Linked DNA regions of Homo sapiens: all the other regions are linked to region 3. Evidence: chromatin contacts called from ENCODE Hi-C or POLR2A ChIA-PET data. All regions are on one chromosome and are shown on one strand. The core of a region is the stretch at or near the end of the contact, and the rest is flanking DNA. Distances in the headings are between cores, read along the strand shown.

Region 1 (2,926 bases), core at 72-2,571, 380 kb after region 3:
TCTAGCCTGGGCAACAGAGTGAGACTCTGTCTCAAAAAAAAAAAAAAGAAAAAGAAAAAGAAAAAAAGATTTTACTGTCACGTGAACTTGAAAAGCGTTTGGGCTTATTTATGAGTACTCTGTAAGTTTAAGCCACATTTGGTCCCTGTGGCCAAAACACATAACAAAATATGCATATGTACACATAAACACACACATACACCCTCACACAAAGATTCTATAGCTTTTACTTCAGAACTCTAGCCAGGAGATATTAATACAAACTCATTGGTTTGCAAAAACAATTAACAATAACAAAAACGAAATGGTTGAATACAAACAGTGGATTCTATCTCAGCAAAAAAGTAACAGCAGACTTAAAGCAGGCAGAAAAGAAAGAGATAGATAACTTAGGAACCTTATAGTTGCAGGTTGACCTTTGGGCTCTGAAATTTCCTTGATGTAATTGTGCACAAAAAGACCATAAAGACCATTTTACACAAACACTTGCAAGCAGAGGTGCCATAAAACCAACAGAGTGCCTGAAAGGGAGTCATTCTCCTTGTTTTTCCCATTCTTAGATTGTTTCCCACCTTTTTTTTTTTTTTTTTAAAGGCCTAGGGTTTAGTGGAATGGGTTGAAGTGTGCTGGTTATTGGCAGGACTCCATAGCGTGTTATCCACTGAGTCATTTTTGTCTCCAGAGGTCTAGCACCTCCAGGAGGGCTCAAAGCATGGAATGACCAGCTCCTATATTCATTTCTTGGACAAGCCTTTTAAAACTAATTTTGTTGGGGATTCCCTGTAGGGCTGCTGCACGTTGCTGGGGGTCAACCCACTAGACACTCCCACTTAGCCCCTAGTAATCCAGGGGAGCCTTTCAGCTGGGAGAAGCAAAATGCCCTTTAGGGAGCTGAGGAAACTCATTCTCTCATTTATCTATGAAAATGAGTTTCAGTTCCTCACGCAAATGCCCAGAGAAGCCAATCAAGATTAATTTTGAGAGGAAAGGCAATGGAGAAGACTCTGTAGAATGCACCTCTGAATTAGAATTAGGATCCTAAACAACTTCCTAGGTGGAAAAAACAAAACAGTGAAGACTGCTTCCTGTAAACTGTCCTCAGTCAGCTTTAACTTTGTAGCTCTCATCCGCCAGTACACACATCAAGGTAAAATCCTCTCACAGTACAAGGTAATCTCTGCTACTCACAAAAGCCAAAGAGGTGAGGTAATGTAATACAGGAAAGCAGAACTTTAGACCTAAGAAGAATCTGCCCATGACTCTTGAAACTCCACAAAGAAAACAGAACACCCCCAAATGGGGTGAGTGGTGCCTTTGTTCTGTGTTCTTTAAGGGGTTTGAGTCATCTCTAGATTTTTCTTCGTACTGAGTATGGCAAAGTGGGGAAGGAGGAATAGGGTAGAGAAAAGTAAATGAAAGAACAATTTTTTTTTAAAGACAGGAAGCAACCAGAAATTGATTTTTTTTTCTTTTGCAGCAGCAAGGAATTTTAGCTAATTCAGAGAGGCCTTGTTCCCTACAATTTGGAATTTTTATTCAGATTTGACTAAGTCAGGCAGAATTGGTCAAATCTGATGGGAGAAAGACCAGAACAAACAACAACAAAAACCCAACAATATGATTACTGAGCGCTATAACAGTAAGGAGAAACTACGACCAGCTGCATCATAACTTTAACCAAGATGAAACCCCAATTCAGTCACTTACCTAGGAATGGGTCTCAGGCTGAAGACTGCTCTCTACCATTCTAGAAGCAGGAAAACTCAAATTCGCCTTCTCTGTTGGAAGTGAGCTCTAACTCCAGAAAGGAGTTACCTGCCTTCTATTGTCATGGAAGCAGGAAAACTTGCTTTCCTTGTTGGAAGCAAGTAAAACTCTAGAAAAGGAGTTGTACAGCAAAATACACTTTGGATCTCAACCAAATTTGGGGAGATCAGGATTCTCTGGAGGGAGGAGGGCTCCCAGCTCTCAGCCAATTGTCCTGTTGGTTTCGACCATAAAGACAGCTAAAAGCTGGTACTAAATATCAATAGATTTGTCAGAGGTTGAGGCCACCTATACTCAGAGTCTCTTTCATCGGTTGCCAATTTGTAAACCAAAAAGTATTTGAGACAAGTCTGAATCAATTTAGAAAGTTTATTTTGCCGAGGTTAAAGACGTACCTGTGACACATCCTTAGAAGGTCCTGAGGACACATGCCCAAGGTGGTTAGGCTCCAGCTTGCTTTTATACATTTTATGGAGACATAATACATTATGGGGAAAACAAAGAGAGATCAGATTGTTACTGTGTCTATGGAGAAAAAGGAAGATATAAGAAACTCCATTTTGATCTGCACTAAGAAAAATTGTTCTGCTTTGAGATGCTGTTAATCTGTAACTCTTGTCCCAACCCTGTGCTCACAAAAACATGTGCTGTATTTTTCATGCGTGTCCGTGTGAAGAGACCACCAAACAGGCTTTGTGTGAGCAATAAAGCTTTTAATCACCTGGGTGCAGGCGGGCTGAGTCCGAAAAGAGAGTCAGTGAAGGGAGATAGGGGTGGGGCTGTTTTATAAGATTTGGGTAGGTAAAGGAAAATTACGGTCAAAGGGTGTTTGTTCTCTGGCGGGTAGGAGTGGGGGTCACGAGGTGCTCAGTAAGGAAGGTTTCTGAGCCAGGATGAGCCAGGAAAAGGACTTTCACAAGGTAATGTCATCACTTAAGGCAAGGACCGGCCATTTTCACTTCTTTTGTGGGGGAATGTCATCGGTTAAGGCAAGGACCGGCCATTTACACTTCTTTTGTGGTAGAATGTCATCAGTTAAGGCGGGGCAGGGCATTTTCACTTCTTTTGTGATTCTTCAGTTACTTTAGGCCATCTGGGCATATACGTGCAAGTCACAGGGGATGCGATGGCTTGGCTTGGGCTCAGAGGCCTGACAGTA
Region 2 (3,016 bases), core at 517-3,016, 300 kb after region 3:
CCTTCCTTTCCCTGAGTAGAGGAAGCTCCACTGTCCTCAAGTTATCCCATCAGCTCCAGGGCTCTCACGGTCCACATCAAAGAACACTGGTAACTCCAGCTTAACCCTGCACCAGCACTCAAGGAAGCACACATTCCCAGGGGGCAAGGAAGTTTGTCACTTCTTCTGTGAAGCACATCCTAAAGCCTGTTTTGTAGAACAGTTGTAAGGGAACCCAGTACATGAACATATACATGAAAATGTGGCAGGAGTCTTCAGTGGCAATATCAAGGGCTATTTTGACACTTATCAGTCCAGGTGCAAAATGGGTTGCTTGGGACAATATCCTAATGAGACATTATCTTGTGACCAGGCTCTGCTTGATACTTTTTGCAGCTCTCTGCACTTAGCATTCCACAGAAGCTAAGGGCCTCTTCCTGCAGAGGTCACTGCCTTGAAAGCTGGGCACCACTGTCAAAGCGATGTCAAAATGAGAGTAAATGAGTCATGAGTCTTTAGTTCATTCTGTGTGGTTTCTTAATAAATGAAGCTGCCGTTTAACTGTGAAGGAGGCCAGAAACCACATGGACAACACACAGGGTACTTCTAGGACAGGTCAAGTCCAACTGTAGGCAGGGTGAACAGGATCATTTTATTCTCATTTATGCTTAAAATAAAGATACAATTCAAGTTTTACAATTCAGTATGATTAGACGTGATTTATAATTTTAACAATTTAAAAAAACAACAGAAATAAAGAACTAGTACAAACTTTAAAACTACCAGAGCAAAGAGAACTACCTTTCTGATCAAAACATGTGCCACAGTTAAACTTCCTTAGAAAACTTTTTAAGTTTTCTCAGCTAAATTTTCTTTAAAAAGGTTTGTGAAAAGCCTTTAATCATAAATATTTAAACTGTTTTTGTAACCACTAAATGCCTTCACCAACTCATTAATCCAATGTTTTCTAAATTCAGGAACCAGTGACCAAGTGGCCTGAAACATGTAAGCCTTGATCTTATTCTTCCAGCTACAAAATACTAATATTTTAAGAAAACAACAAAATATTTTCTAAGCACAGAAGCTTTCTGAAAACTTCAATTACCTTTTCTGGCTCAGTACCTAACTGAAATGTTCAAATGTTCACATTTGCACACACGAAAAAATTTGAGCAGCATACTACGTGGGTGTGAGAACCTGATGAAAAATAAGATTGGAAAAACCCCCTACACTGTGTTCCACTTACATGATTTAAATATATAGTTATCTTTCATATAAGTAAAAAGGTAAACTTTAGAACAGCACAGAAATACAAATGTATTTAGAGTTTTACAAAATATATTCAACCCCTCAGACATGCACAATTTTTTAACTTTGGAGTTACCATACAAGGGAACTAGTTTCCCCTCCTTCATAATGAAAGCAGGAAGTCATGTGTACAAAGTCATTCATATGAAAAGAATAAACATCCACATTCCTTTTCTTTGTCCTTGACAAATATTTATGGAATGCCGGAAATTATGGAAAAACAATTCCAATGTTACGAAGTCCAAAGAACTGGAATGAGAAAACTCCTCACGGCACATTATGCTGCATGGAATGACAATCATCCTCGGGGAATTAGGGCAGCATCTTCTACCACTTTTAAAGGCTACCACGAGACGGGGTGGAAATGCCAAAAATGGCACCTCATCTCTGATCAAAGATTCAGAGCATGCAAGTGTTGATGCCATGAAGAGTCCCAGCCTTCTCCCCACTAAAATACCAGGCAACGCTTAGCAGCTGCTGTCCTAACAGGCTACTTTCTGCAACTGCTGACGCAGGTTAGTTCATGTGGTTAAAGGTCAGAACGCTGGCCCCTTACAGAGCTGAAGTGCTCCCACACTCATCACTGGCTCTGGAGGGAAAAGACCACTAGCTGTAACTTCTACAAAACTTTTTTTCACAAAATGTAAAACAATAACAAAACCTACCTGCCAGGGTGATAATGCCGTAGCGTGACTTTAAAACTTGTAACTAGCAGAGTAAAATTCTAATCCCTTTCTAAAAGAATTCTTATAACCCTTAGCACATGAAATACTGCTCTCAAAATACTTCCATTCAGATTTTAAGCATCTTGTTCCTCAGCCATGCAACAATTTCTCACTTCTCTCTCTTCCTAATTTGTTTTCTCGTTGGCTTTCCAAAGGAAATTATTCTAAAAAACATCAGATGCTTAGTATAGAATTTGGAAAGGAAGATAAGGTTGAGCAAGTTACATCATATGCTCTGGTTTGCTGCCAAAGTATATTGCTGCTGTGTTTCTTAACAGGAAAGTGGACGAGAATTGTTTTAGGGCTGTGCTTGGCGGGGGGTAGTGAATCACTAATGGATTTGGGGAGAGACTGTTCATGCTGGTTATGTGAGCCAACTGCATATGCACAATCATTCTAAGCCTTCTTTGGACATGCAACTATTTCTATTCCACAACTGGTAGTTTTAACTCTCTCTTCCTTACCTACACCATTGTCATTACAATGTCTAGTAGGAATTGAAGTATACCAGGGACATTTTCCAAACACTCTTTTAAGTCACCTGGATAGTGGTGAAGCCACCAGCAAGCCATTGATGTAGTGTGTGTGCCTGGCGCCATCTGAAAAAGGCTGGCTGACCCTGGTTCCCTCACACCTAGGTACAAATACTCAATTCTTAGACACAAAAGCCTTAGCAAGTGTGGCCACCAACACACACACACCTTCACCAGGGCTATGTCAGAAGATGACCTAGTGCTGGTTCCTATGGCTCACAGAGCCAGGGTTTGGAGAGAGGCTGCTGCTTCTATGCTGGCCACTTGGAGCCTAGAATCCAAGCCTGAAGTATGTGTGTGTGTGGGGGGGGGGGGTCACAGGACCAGGGGTGAGGCTTCCTGCCTTTGATTGTGCGAGCTGCCTTGGGGCCCCTGCCAACAATACAACAGCCAGTGTTCCTTGAAAAACTCCACCTCCCAGAACCTGAAGGAAATATAGCTATGGTCTTTTGACCATTTCTATGATGAAAG
Region 3 (2,950 bases), core at 371-2,870:
TGGCTTTTTGTTGCCCACAGGATGAATCACGAACTCCTTGCCGCAGGTATCATTTGTTGTTGTTGTCTGCATGTTTAGACCGCATCTCTCATACCCAATCTGGCACAAAGTAGGTGCTCAAGTGTGTGTTAAATGACTTTAATCTTTTGTATAGCTTGTTTGATATCATACCACTTAACTACTTAATTAGACTAAGTACAGTGGTAGCATGCTGGAAACTCAATGAAGATTTGTTGAATGTAGTTTCCAGATTCTACAGTAAAACAATCCTTTATCAGTAGTTCCTGATAACACGCATCTTGGTGTGCATTCAGTTGATCTAGCCTAGTTTACAGGAAGAGGCTCCCTTCAGTAATGTACTGTATGGCCTTTCAGATTATAATTAGTCATCTATATTCTCTAGATTGGGCTTGTGCCAAGACTGTAAGTTAGGAAGGTAGGTGGAGTCTGTGTGGGCATTTCTGACAATTTTTTGATCCACGAATAGCTCCTAGCAAATTTACAGCCTGCCTGCCAGCAAGCTGTGCCAAGTTAACTAAAACAGTACGGGCCACAGCCATTAGCTGCTGCTACAAACGCTTCGCTTTGCGAAGCAACGCTGAAGGCGCTCTTTTGGAACTCGGGGGGTTGGGGGCGTGCAGCCGCCGCATTGCAGCACACAACGGAAGGCTTCAGACGCTGGAGCTGCCGTCCGCACCCAGATGTCTCTCTCTCCCTTTTCCCCTAACCTCCCCCAACTGCGGGCCCTTTTGGGTGCTGCTCTGACTTCTTCCTTGGCCTTGGGAAAAGCCGAAGCGGCTCTGGAGAGAGGAGGGCATGGTTTGGAGAAGAGGTGCTGCGGCAACAAAGCGACCCGCCCAACGCCTCCTCAACTTTCTCCTGCCCCCGGTCTGGTATTGTTTAGTCCTACTCATTCCCACTTTCCGAGCCAGCCTGCAAAAATCTGTATTTCAGGGGAAATTCCAAGGGATAAAACACCTCCTTCAGCATAACAATTGGTGTTTTGCTCTCTAGATTTCCTAGCAATGAACTTGTCGGGCCTCTCCATCCGCCCGTCTAGGCCCAAGGCCTCGGCCGCCGCGGCTACTCGGAGTGCCCCTCTGCCGCGCACGCGCCCCTCAAGGGCTCTCCCATGACCTTTCCCGGGAACCCCCTTCAATTACGCTTCCCGTCACCTCGCGCCGCCCCCGCCCTTCCTGCTCTTTCCGTTTCCTCTTTCGCGCCTGCGCGGCCCCAATTGTTTTGGCTTTCCGGTGGCATCCGGCAGAGGAAAAGGGCGGGGGCAGCTAGAGTAAGGGAGGGGCGGGGGACGGTCGCGAGGACCCGGGAAACTGCAAAACTGCCGCTGGTGCCGACAGGCGCGCGCGCGCGCGAGGCGGGAGGGCGGCGTGGCGAGGGCGGGCGCGGCAGGCTGGCCAGCGGTCCATTGCGCGCGCGTTCCCGGGCCGCGGGCGGGGGCGAGAGCGCGCGGCGGGGGCGGGGGCGGGGGCGGCGGGGGCGGCGGGCCCGGCGTCTCGCGGCCCCGGACTGACAAGGCGGCGCGGGCGGGCGGGCGGCGCGGCTCCCGGGGGAGGAGTCTGGCGGTGGTCGGGCCCTGAGGAGCGTGCGGCGGCGCCCGCAGAGGACGCTGCTTTCCGCGCTGGACGGACCAAGCGAGGGAGGGTGCGAGGGGAAACCGGAAGGAAGAGGCGGCGGCGCCAGCCTTCCTCGGCCGGAGGCGGAGGCGAGACCCCAGGCGAGGCCGCGGCGGGAGGGCCACGCCCCCGCCGCCGCGCCGGAGGGGCCCAGTGTGGACGGGGCCACCGGCTGGAGCGGATCCCACACCTCCGGACCGAGGGACGCGGGTGAGCAGGCGACAGTAGCGCCGGGCAGGCTGGGAGCCCGCGGCGACCTGTGGAGGGGCCGGGGAGGAGGGCTGTGGCGGGAGGGGGCTCGGCCCTTTGTGGCTCGGCGGGTGGGAGGCGGCGGCCGCGGCATCTTTCAAACCCGAGACGCTTCCGCCGCGGGCGGGGGAGGGGCGCGGGCGGCCGGCGCCGCCCTCCGCACCCCGCGGCGGCCCCAGGGCGGCGGAGCTCCGGGCAGGTCCGCGGGGAAGGGGCGGCCCGGTACGCCGCTAGCTGGGCGTTTCCGGCCCCGGCACCGGGCGCCTCGGCGCCCGCGGGGCTCCCGGGCGGCGCCTTGGCCTCGGCTCGCGCCCGCCCTTACCGAAGTAAAGCTGTTTCCCTTAAAGACTCGCGACGTGTTCGCGACATGGTGGGCCGAAGGAGGACACCCCCTTCCTTCTGTATTCCCCCCGCGTACATCTGAACTAACCAAGAGAGGTCTAGACGAACAGAGCTCCTGTTATGGTCTATATCGACTTAAAAAAGAAAGCAGAAACTGCCCTTTGAAACGGAAAATTGTGTACGTGTTTACTTTGTGAAATCTTTAACTTCCTTGAATTCGACCACCTCCTTCTCCCTACGGATTGAACAACCGGGGAATAGAAAAATCGCTTAGTTTGGTGTGGGGCGGTTATTTTGAGTTAACATCTTTTTTTCCCTTGGGCTTAGCTATCTAAGAACTCTACCTGCCTCAAAAGGTAGAGGAGCGTCCATCCCACGGGCTACCACGGTGACCCCTTCCAGTGAAAATAGGAAAAGAATTCAAAATACAAAATGAACTTTAAAAGGGTGTGTGTGTGAACTATCTTCTGTGTCAATTAGCCTTATGAAGACGTAGGCAACAGGACTGGTCACGTGTTGTTTATACTTGAATCTGTACGTCGGGCTCACAGCATTTAGGCATTGAGAAACGAAACCCTATCAACGCTGTGCACTGACCAAAATGATATTTTCTTTTATCGAGGCAACTAATTAACAGGGATCTTCCCCCTCTTCCCTCTGAGTTGTACATTTTTGCCGAATTTGAGTAGTATGGGTCTTAGATCTCTTGTAATTGTGAATGACTT

What was found. A loop is a pair of places that touch in the nucleus more often than their neighbours do. ChIA-PET counts read pairs that join two places held with the same protein, here RNA polymerase II (POLR2A). Pooled maps may share reads with other maps.
Region 1: a pooled map shows a loop between it and region 3 (3-fold over the local background). The contact joins the enhancer-like site here to the promoter of KBTBD2 in region 3. A Hi-C loop is called at or near these places in 3 of 50 pooled maps. POLR2A ChIA-PET finds 5 or more read pairs at or near these places in 4 of 52 experiments (CD8-positive, alpha-beta memory T cell, WTC11, activated CD8-positive, alpha-beta memory T cell and 1 more).
Region 2: a loop to region 3 is called in a map of endothelial cell of umbilical vein, with 8 times the contacts of the local background. The contact joins the enhancer-like site here to the promoter of KBTBD2 in region 3. A Hi-C loop is called at or near these places in 1 of 168 maps with a recorded cell type or tissue (endothelial cell of umbilical vein) and 6 of 50 pooled maps. POLR2A ChIA-PET finds 5 or more read pairs at or near these places in 1 of 52 experiments (activated CD8-positive, alpha-beta memory T cell).

What each region holds. Positions count from the first base shown.
Region 1 is chr7:32,514,431-32,517,356 of GRCh38, reverse strand. All of the region lies in intron 1 of AVL9 (AVL9 cell migration associated), which reads right to left. Among named protein-coding and RNA genes, the nearest start is that of AVL9, 20 kb to the right of the region's middle. RefSeq lists enhancers at 1,036-1,085, 2,460-2,926. Within about 2 kb of position 1,321, at least 4 of the 41 ENCODE cell types and tissues checked have a DNase peak (open chromatin) inside an H3K27ac peak, as active enhancers do.
Region 2 is chr7:32,586,306-32,589,321 of GRCh38, reverse strand. AVL9 (AVL9 cell migration associated) reads right to left here. Exons shown (of 16, transcript NM_015060.3): 16 at 596-3,016. It also overlaps the pseudogene DPY19L1P1. Among named protein-coding and RNA genes, the nearest start is that of AVL9, 92 kb to the right of the region's middle. Within about 2 kb of position 1,766, at least 11 of the 41 ENCODE cell types and tissues checked have a DNase peak (open chromatin) inside an H3K27ac peak, as active enhancers do; they include endothelial cell of umbilical vein, where a contact is called at or near this core.
Region 3 is chr7:32,890,430-32,893,379 of GRCh38, reverse strand. KBTBD2 (kelch repeat and BTB domain containing 2) reads left to right here and starts at 1,620. Exons shown (of 4, transcript NM_015483.3): 1 at 1,620-1,844. RefSeq lists enhancers at 1,071-1,130, 836-1,539 and a silencer at 1,311-2,260.